3 separate regions of the Homo sapiens genome follow, and all the other regions are linked to region 3. Evidence: chromatin contacts called from ENCODE Hi-C or POLR2A ChIA-PET data. All regions are on one chromosome and are shown on one strand. Each heading gives the region's core, a stretch centred on a gene start or an enhancer-like site at or near the end of the contact. The rest is flanking DNA. Distances are from core to core; before and after follow the strand shown.

The links. Hi-C counts contacts between places; a loop is a spot of excess contacts on that map. ChIA-PET counts read pairs that join two places held with the same protein, here RNA polymerase II (POLR2A). Pooled maps may share reads with other maps.
Region 1: a map of ascending aorta shows a loop between it and region 3 (4-fold over the local background). The contact joins two enhancer-like sites. A Hi-C loop is called at or near these places in 3 of 168 maps with a recorded cell type or tissue (aorta, ascending aorta and endothelial cell of umbilical vein) and 5 of 50 pooled maps. POLR2A ChIA-PET finds 5 or more read pairs at or near these places in 1 of 52 experiments (endothelial cell of umbilical vein).
Region 2: a map of psoas muscle shows a loop between it and region 3 (3-fold over the local background). The contact joins two enhancer-like sites. A Hi-C loop is called at or near these places in 1 of 168 maps with a recorded cell type or tissue (psoas muscle). POLR2A ChIA-PET finds 5 or more read pairs at or near these places in 3 of 52 experiments (PC-9, activated T-cell and activated naive CD4-positive, alpha-beta T cell).

The regions. Positions count from the first base shown.
Region 1 is chr2:27,702,307-27,705,434 of GRCh38, forward strand. No RefSeq gene overlaps it. Among named protein-coding and RNA genes, the nearest start is that of LINC01460, 12 kb to the right of the region's middle. RefSeq lists a silencer at 1,590-1,659. Within about 2 kb of position 1,590, at least 5 of the 41 ENCODE cell types and tissues checked have a DNase peak (open chromatin) inside an H3K27ac peak, as active enhancers do; they include ascending aorta, where a contact is called at or near this core.
Region 2 is chr2:28,407,450-28,410,973 of GRCh38, forward strand. It overlaps FOSL2 (FOS like 2, AP-1 transcription factor subunit), which reads left to right. Exons shown (of 4, transcript NM_005253.4): 3 at 1,310-1,417. Among named protein-coding and RNA genes, the nearest start is that of FOSL2-AS1, 15 kb to the left of the region's middle. RefSeq lists an enhancer at 2,024-2,103. Within about 2 kb of position 1,947, at least 18 of the 41 ENCODE cell types and tissues checked have a DNase peak (open chromatin) inside an H3K27ac peak, as active enhancers do.
Region 3 is chr2:28,100,691-28,103,901 of GRCh38, forward strand. The region is part of intron 6 of BABAM2 (BRISC and BRCA1 A complex member 2); the gene reads left to right. Among named protein-coding and RNA genes, the nearest start is that of MIR4263, 110 kb to the left of the region's middle. Within about 2 kb of position 1,890, at least 2 of the 41 ENCODE cell types and tissues checked have a DNase peak (open chromatin) inside an H3K27ac peak, as active enhancers do; they include ascending aorta, where a contact is called at or near this core.

The DNA of each region.
Region 1 (3,128 bases), core at 340-2,839, 400 kb before region 3:
TACCTCTGCCTTCTTTATTCCCCTAGCCCATTTTAATTTCTCCATGTGGAAGTTTTAGGATCTATGCCTTTGCATTGCCCACTGCCCTAATCTAAGCTCCCTTCACCTCATGACTCCACAGGTCTCCCTCTCATCTCTGCCTTATCAACTCTCCTCCACATATGTCAAACACATCCCTGAGCAGAGTCCCTTGCTCTGAAATCTCAAAAGGTTTTCCAGTGTCCAAAGTGTGAGGGTCCAAATTCCTTTGAGGCTTTAAAAGCCTTATCATAGGGTTCCTGTGCTTTTCTATCATCATGACCCCACACCTGCCCTTGTCCCTCCCTTTCTTCCACCCGATGAGGCATACCTGCTACTCTAGAAATAACAGGTTATTTGCCCCAAACACACCTTTGCTTTTTCCTCTCCCTATATTTTCTATCAAGCCTTTCTGCATAGGCCTCAGTTTCCTTGTCTATTAAATAGAGAAAATAATACCTACCCAACAGTATTGTTGCAGAGATTAAGTAACAAATATAAACTTTTAGCCATGTCCAACACATAATCACCTCCCCCCACCCCATGTAGTTATTATGAGTGTCATTGTGGTCTTCCTTGCTCATGTTTGGTAAGTAAGGTACTACTTTTTTTCTTTTTAAGACTTTATTTTTTAGAGCAGTTTTAGGTTCACAGAAAAATTGAGCAGAAAATACAGAGATTTGCCATTGTCCCCACTCCTCTCATACACAGCCTCCCCCATTATCAACATTCCCCACCAGAGTGGTAAATTTGTTACAACTGATGAACTTATATTGACACATCGATATCACCTGAAGTCCACAGTTTACATTAGGGCTCACTCTTGATATTGTACATTCTCTGGGTTTGGAGAGATGTGTAACGTCATGTATCCATTATAGTATACAGACAAACATGGTTTCATTGCCCTAAAAATCTCTCTGTGCTCCACCCATTCCTCCCTCCCTCCCCCAGGCCCGACTCATTTTTAACACAATCAGCTTGCCCCAAACTACCTTCAGGAGGCCTCCCTGATTGCAGAGACTATCACTAATCCCTCCTTCCCCACTAGCGCTACAGCACTTTATTTCTACTTCTATTACAGCCCTTACTCCAACGGCTTGATATTCATTACTGATATGTGTGTTTGGGTTACTTACGTTTGTCACTTACAAGTTCTTGAGGACAGGAACTACATTATCTTGTACCCCATCCATGGCACCTAGCAGTTCACAAATTGGTGCTCAGTTAGTTAACTGTTGGTTTCAATGGGTGGAGGGCTGAAGGGCAGGTCCTAGCCCCAGCCCTTCCTATCCTTGGGTTTTTCTGTCAGAGAAGGGATACCTTCTAGCCACTTTTAGTTCCAGGACCTTGCTCCAGACAAGCTGGATAGTCTAGGAACTGACCATTTTAGCAAGTTTAATCCAGAGGGCTGGATTTATGTCCTACTTGGGGCAAAACCAGGCATGAACTACTCCTTCCCATCAAGGAGCGCTGCACTCCAGCAGCTGGCTTTAATTTGGATTTTCCAGGACCAGCTGCATTTAGCTGGGGTTGGTTGGGTTTCCTCAGGTCTGCCTTTATCACGCACACCCCGTCAGAAGTTAATGCAACCACGGCAGGGAGTGACCACAAGGGGGCAGTATAGACCCATTACAATGCGGTCAGCTTGCACAAGGGGCTGAAAGAAGATAAAGGTTTCAAAGCAGAAGAAAGAGTAAGAATCAGAAAAAAAGGAGGATTGTGAAAAAGTTAGGAGCAGCAAGCTAGTTTCGCTCACAGACATTCCTGGACCCAAGACCTGGCAGCAGAAAGTTAGCCAGAGACACCGGTCAGGCCCAAATGGTGCTCCCAACTCTCCTCCAAAACTGCCTTTTCCAGTGCTTAATTTCACTTAGAGAAAGTCGCTCTCCATTTATAATGCCAATATTCTATGGAGGACTTTGGGCATTGCATATTTATTCCTTACACACTATATTTCAGCTTTACAGTTTACAGAGGATTTTTTTCACACTTGTTAAAAAAAAAAATCCGAATCCCCTATTAGACTTAAAAGGTAAAAACAGATGTTAATTACCTCTGTTTAAAGAAACTGAGGCACTGGGCAGGGTGGCTAACACCTGTAATCCCAGCATTTTGGGAGGCTGGGGCAGGTGGATCGCCTGAGGTCAGGAGTTCGAGACCAGCCTGGCCAATATGGTGAAACCCCGTCTCTACAAAAAATACAAAAATTAGCCAGGCATGGTGACCCCTGCCTGTAGTCCCAGCTACTCAGGCTGAAGCAGGAGAATCACTTGAACCCAGGAAGTGGAGGTTGCAGTGAGCCCAGATTGCATCATTGCACTCCAGCCTGGGCATTGCAGCGAAACTCCATCTCAAAAAACAAAAACAAAAACAAAAAAAACCTGAGGCTAGACACATGAAGTGACTTGCTCAAAGGCACACCGAGTTTGTGGTGGAACTACATCTAGATGTGAGTTTCTTTCATTTCTGTTCCTTTGCTTAGTCCTTCTAGTTTTCAATTGTTTATGTCTGTAAGCTTAGTGAGTTTTTAAGAGCAAGGACTATATCTGATTCATCTTTATATCCCTGAATGGTGCCCCTTAATCTTTAGGGCTATGGCTGGGTGTGTTGTATAACACCTTCTCCAGAGTTAGAGTCCATGATCTATCTCTTATCCTCCATGATTCAATAATTTTGTGATTTTGAGGCACGGCCCTAACAAAGACAGTGGTGGCTATGAGTGATCCTACTGGCTGAGCATTTCAACAAGGGCAGCCACTTGGCTGCATCCTTCGTAATACAGAGAGGTTGTGAGACAGTTTTCCAAAGTATACACGAGTGTCCCTGGTGTCACGAGAGTCGACTTTAGGGGATGAGGATGAAAATGTTTAATTTTAGTAGCTACACATATAAATACATATAAACAGTATAAATGTAATATGTCACATTACATATACATATTAAAATATATATGTACATTTTAATATATATGTACACATATATACACACATATGTATTGCAGCTTAGAATGAAGTTAACTTTTTTATGTCAACAGATTTTAGGGTACAGGTAAGTATTTGGTTACATGGGTAAATTTTTTTTTTTAAGAGAGATGGGGTCTCAATATA
Region 2 (3,524 bases), core at 697-3,196, 310 kb after region 3:
TCACAGCAACAGACCTCCAGGGCTAAAGGGAGCATTGTGGGACTCTGACTTGGACCCAACCAGGACAGTGGCTCTTTCCTTCATGGGGTGACCTGAAGTCCAGGCAGTATCCCTCCTTGGGGTAGCTTCTCCCTGCTCCTCCAAAAGTAGCTTTGATTTTGCCCCCAGGTGTCCCGTGAGAGCTGACCCAGGTCTTATTCCCCTTGAGATCTTCTAAGCTCCTAGTGTAGCACCGGGCAGTTAGTAGGTGTGCAGTCAACGTCTGATAACTGAATGGGTGGGCTTTCCCTTTGTGTTGCTTTCTGCTTTGGCCCACAGCCGTCTCCTTGTGTCACCTCTGCCTGAGAGAGGCATTGGGGTCACAGCTCTGCAGGGCTCTGTAGAACCAGAGCATTTGCCCTGCTCAGTAGAGCAGAGTTCATGCTTTCCGGTATGAGTGACAGATTCCTAACTGTCTCACTGGAAGAAGCTAGATCCTAAGCTCTTTGCAGGGGAATCTTCCTTTGTTTGGTTCGCAGATAAATCCCAAGCCCGTAGAACTTCATCTTGCACATGGAACCAGGTGCTCACTTGTTGAGTGGACAGATATGGTGGGCAGCAGGATTTTACCTGCTGGGGGCTCCTCTTCCTTTTGCATGTCCTGTCCAACTTAGCACTGTACCAGGCATGTGGGGGAGTACCTGGGGTTGAACCGTGAGCAGCTGGCACCCTGGGATTGGCAGAGGAAATCGGGAGTGGAGTGGCACTCTTGGCCCTCCCATCAGCAACATAACATTCCCCCCTGGGTGGTTCTTAACCTGTGTGGGGACTCCAGGCCCAGCTACTTAACAAAATGGGGATAATGAGGCTTGCAGAGCAGGCAGAGTGATGGGAGGAGAAATTAGCCAGGGTTTGGAAGAAGCTGCTTAAGTGGGTGGGGCCACGCCTGGCTGGCAGGAGGGGACTCTTGGAGAAGCATCCCCAGCTCCTTCTCTCTGGCCTGAGCACTGAATCAGGGCTGATGTGATAGGTGCTGCCATCATGCCTGGGCCAGTGAATCTCTGACCCATTGCTGTCCTGTTTAAACATGGACTTTAAACTTGGACATCACCTTCCGGGGCAGATTCAGCTCAAAAGAGCCCTCCCAGGCAGCCAGACATCAGGGATCCACATGTTCTGGGGCCTCTGAGTCCAGCCATGCTCCTCTTGCCCTTCCTTCTCCTTTCTCCATTTCCAGAAGGGCTTCTTGCCTTACTTAAAATACAGTTTTTAAAAAATACTGTGAACCATTGTCTCTGTTCTAACCATGATCCTTGGCTTTGGCCTCTAGCTGTCTCCTGAAGAGGAGGAGAAGCGTCGCATCCGGCGGGAGAGGAACAAGCTGGCTGCAGCCAAGTGCCGGAACCGACGCCGGGAGCTGACAGAGAAGCTGCAGGCGGTGAGGAACTCTGCGTAGGGTGGGAGCACCTCTGGGTGGGCTGGAGTGAGAGCCCCGGGGGTCCTGATCCTCTCTCCCACAGCTGTCTCCTTACCCACAAATGCCCTACAGATGAGTCAGTGGAGATAGAGCTTTCCTTCCTTTGGACACATGGGTCAGCATTGTGTTGATTGAAAAGAGAGAGAGAGAGGGAGGTGGCGTTTAGCACCAGCCAGGGCCCAGAGGGAAGAAATGAACAACCTTCTGTGGGGGTGCTAGCCACGGTTTTTACGCAGCACCTGAGTGTTCTCTGCTCACAGAACTGTGGGGGCTCCTGGGTGAGGGATGATGGAGGGTGGGAGCCAGGGCAGGTCCAGACCTGCCCCATCCAGGGCTGCTTCCCGAGGTTCCAGCCACTCCCATGCCTGCCGCCATCAGGAGTGGCCCAGCCTGGCCTAAGCACTCTGGGTTGGGCCAGGGAGAAGTCTTGATGGAGATAGGTCACGTGGCAGCAGGGTTGTATTTTCTTGGGGTTTTCTCATTTCCTTTATGGGCAGGCGGGTTCCCCACCTCTATCATGAACTCAGAGCTGTGGCCATGGTACCGCGTGCTGCTCTTGTGAGTCACTCTCCCGTGCCGCCTAATTGCCCAGACCTGGGGACCCGCAGCCCTGCCCTTCCCTCTGTTAAGCTTGACCTGACCAACGTCACGTAACTCCCTTCAGAGCCTGGCCCTGCAGGAAGGGCCGTGTGCTGTGTGGAGGAAGCCCCGAGCCAGGGTTGACTCTCCCCAGTGGAATGCTTTCAGAGTGAGGAGATGAGAGAGACTCTGTCAGTGGTCCTCACAGTGACTGCCCAGGATGGGGCTTTGGAAAACATCCCCTCACACTTTTTTTGTTATTATAATTTTTTTGAGATGGAGTTTCGCTCTTGTCGCCCAGGCTGGAGTGCAGTGGGACGATCTCAGCTCACTGCAACCTCTGCCTCTTGGGTTCAAGCCATTCTCCTGCCTCAGCCTCCCAACTAGCGGGGATTACAGGTGCCTGCCACCATGCCCGGCTAATTTTTGTATTTTTAATAGAGACAGGGTTTCACCATGTTGGCTAGGCTGGTCTCGAACTCCTGACCTCGGGTGATCTGCCTGCCTTGGCCTCTCAGAGTGCTGGGATTACAGGCGTGAGCCACCACGCCTGGCCCATCCCCTCACTTGAGTTAATGTTTCCAGGTACCATCCACCCACTTAGGCTTGTCTTTCTCTGTCCTGCAGCCCTCACTCTGGGGTGTTGAATGAATTGAATTGCGTGAATTCTGTGATGCCTGTAGTAATGGCCCTCGGAGGTGTTAGAGCCGGGGAGGATGAGTGGGAATTCTTCATTCCCAGGTGAGGCAGATCCACAATCCACTTCCTCAGCGGGCCCTCCCACCACTAACCTTTCTGTGATTGGCACTTCAAGGAGCTGTGCCCCATGTGGCGCTCCTCACCACCCGCCCCGGAATAGCCCTGCCCCCTGAGGCTCCTCTACTTTCCTTCCCTCCTCCCAGAGGCCTCACACCCTACTCCCCTGCCTCCCCCACCTCCCCCGCCCTCTGACCCAGCCACCCAGGCCCCTGAGCCACATCCTCCACAGGAAGCCTCTCAGAAGCTCATGACGTTCGTCAGACCCTTGAGACAGACGGAAACTGTTTTTCACTCCGGAATATGCTGTCCTCTGCTGAACGAAGCCCTTGCCCGTATGTCCTCACTGATGAACAGGAATCCATGTTAGGGAAAACGTGGGGAGGAGGCTGGTGACACACACCTCTTCCCCTCCCACAGCGGCCCCTCCACGTGCACTTGCTCGCTTCTGCTTCTCTGGCTGGGGATGAAAGAAGGGGGCTGAGGTCCTTGCGGGGTGACCCTGGCATCCTCACAGGCCCTCTCGGGCTGTCACGTTACTTCTGTGTCAAGCGTGGTGGCTGAACCAAATGTTCTCTGAGGGTTCTGGGAGTCCTGAAATATGTGCTTAAGAAATTGGAGCAAAAGGCCAGGCGCCGTGGCTCATGCCTGTAATCCCAGCACTTTGGGAGGCTGAGGCGGGTGGATCACCTGAGGTCAGAAGTTCAAGACCAGCCTGGTCGATGTGGTGAAA
Region 3 (3,211 bases), core at 640-3,139:
AAGAGAGAAGTTGCTACTTGTTGAGATTTTGTGCCTGCAGAAGCATAACGACTAGAAAGCTCGATGCCAAATGAAGGGGCAAGTGTGGGCTGTTGGTCCATGAGGCGTAACACTGAATTCAAAGTCAAGGGCATGTATGTGGGCCTGGCCAGGAGCGAGTAGGTTCTAAGGGGGCAGCTGTTGTGGAGGTACTCATTCATCATGGTCAGGAGGAAGAAATTGGTTTTGTACAGACAGGCAAGGATTTGACAACAGAGTTTACATACAGAGAAGGCAACAGATAGGTATCATTTCCAGGGAAGCAGGCAAAGCCCAGTGTCCACAGATAGCAGGGAACAGGTGGGTCAGATAGTCCCAAGATGATCTGGGATAACAGTGCCAATAATGGTGGCTACTATTACTGATACAGCAGTTTTATAACTTCTCATTTTATAGTTGAGGAAATAGACTCATCCAGGTTTTAAATAACTTATCCAGCCAGGTTGACATAGCCAGTAAGCGATGAAGCTATGATTCTCACTAGTCTGTCTAACTCCAAAGTCTGTGATCTTTCTACTCTACCATATTGCCTGATATCTAGCATGCATGGACTCATTCACACATGATTCAAACAGCTGACACAACAGGGTTATGGCTGCCGAACCTATGACAGAGTTTGTCTTTTTTTAGATCTGGTTTTACCATATTTGGTGTGTGTTAACAAGAATGGGCAGGTATATGTTGGCATGTGAAGTGAGACACAGGGCCTCCCAAATTCTTGTCACTGAGATGATGATAATTTTAATGCTCCTCTGCCTAGTTCTCTGCACCCATGTAAGTTATGGAGCAGAGTGAGGGCTGAGATAGAGTCTGTCTTTCCAAGCTGTGAATTACAGGGCCTCACCTGTGGTTGTCCTATCCCCAGTCCATGTGGGGAACCTGCAGACCTCCTAACATGCCCCATATAGTAAGCCATACAGTTGTGTTGATTTTTATCTCACCCTCTTAGAATTTCTACTGTTTGTGCATGTTTTATGATGTTCATAATGTATTAGTACATAGGTTCATCTATATAGCTTATAAATAAATACATATAAACATATTGATAGGAAGCTCACACATTTTTTTATTGCTCTAAGGCAATAGACCCCAAACCTGGATGGGCAGTTCAATCCCCTTGTAAGTTAAAAAATCATATTTCCTTGACTTACCCACACTTACTGAATCATAATCCCCAGGGCAGGGTTCAGGAATGTGTGTTTTTTAACAAATGCTAGAACTTGAACCACTGCAGTAGCTCTCTGTAGTTGCTAGAAAAAAATCTTGGTATCAATTGTTGTAAATAAACCATTGGAAACAAGATAACTCCTATAGTGTTTTGAAGGCTATTTATGAATTGGCTGACTTGTTTATTCGTCATCCCCTGCTGAAAGGTAGGCTCTAAGAGGAGGGCCATTATCTAGCTTGTTCACCAGTTGTTCCTAGAATAGTGCCTGACACGTAGAAGTGCACAGTGAATATTTTTTGAATAAATAAATGAATAATGAAACGCTTTTTCACTGTGCTTGGGTAATACATGTCCCTTTTTCCCTCAATACCAGAGAAAGAATTGGTTTCAGCTGTGCCGTTGTAAATTTGAATGATCTGATAAAAATCCTTGGTTACTCCACTGAACCGACTGCAATTTTTTTAATGTCTAAAACATACTTATTCTCATATTTTGTTACATTTTAATACCATTTAAGAGTAGTAGAATTTGGAAGGTGACATAGAGATCCACTTTTATTTCATTTTCATTTCAAGCCCCTGTGTCTTTAAGGAAAGGGCTAAGCTACAACTTGGTCATTCTCCAGATCCAAGAGGAAATGGATTGGAGCAGTTGTGCCTTTGTAGAGCAGATGTTTTGGTTGGAAAGGCTATCAGCCATCTGACTCATAATAAATTCTCAATTCCAGTAAATTCCCAGTTTTCAGTTACAGTAGGTAGGATGCAGGAAAACAGTGTCTTCCACTTTGGGGTCTTTGAACTTATTTCACATGTTACCACTGTTCCTTGTGCATTACAATGTGCGAACAGACAAAATACTAGGGGAGGTTAGAGCAATTCCAGGAATAGACTCAGTCAGTTGGTGTTTTTGAGAGAGACCATTGGAGGTAAACCAAAGCCACTGCCCTCTCTGACACAGTACTAACCACAAGAAACATAACTGCATTGAGTTTTCTTATAAGTTCCTATGTTAAAATAATGATTTTATATAGGAATCATGTAATAAAATAATGATTTTACAAACTGAATTATGTCAGTTTGAGTAATCTATAAACGGCCTATAGTTTTTTGTTTTGTTTTATGAGGAGGGTTTCCTTTATCCTTTTCATAAAATGCTGAAAGTAATTATATGGTCCTGATGTGATATCTTTCATTTTAGAGTATTTGTTTTTTGGGAAAATTTACTCAATACTTGAACTTATTGAGTAAAAAAAAAAAAAAATTTACTCAGTAAGCTTCTCAAAGTTCTAGTAAGGCCTTATAGCCAGTGTTCCAGATGGATGAAGCAGAATTATGAAAGTGATATTCAACGTGTCCTACTTTGTATTGTGAGCTGAGTTGAGAGAATTCATTATTTACTTAGTATTTTTGTTTTGTTTTGTTTTGTTTTGTTTTTTAGACAGGTTCTTGATCCTGGCTCAGGCTGGAGTACAGTGGTGTGATCACATATCACTAGAGCCACAATCTCCTGGGTTCAATTGATCCTGCCATCTTAGCCTAGTAGCTGACACTATAGACACATGCCACCATGCTCGGCTAATTTTTGTATTTTTTGTGGAGATGGGGTTTTGCCATGTTGCCCAGGCTGGCCTCGAACTCCAGGGTTCAATCCATCCTCCCATCTCAGCCTCCCAAAGTGTTGGGATGACAGGCGTGAGCCACTGCACCTGGCATAAAGTGGTGTCTTATTATCCCCACTCTGTTTTTATCGAGGAGTCAGTTTCTTTTCAACCATCACTGAAGTGGGAAGAATAGTGTACTCCTCACAGAGATGAAAAGGTCCCATTGTTTCTCCAGAGAGCAACAGTCCCATTTCTGCTCTTTATGAGAGCTTCTTAGGTGATCTCTTCTACCAAGTGAGACATTAGAAATTTGGGAGTCAGCAGTTTAGTTGTCCAGAACTCCTAATAGTTCCTAGGTTGGCCTTTGGCTTTTCTTATCCAACATCAAATTATTCACAGATCGT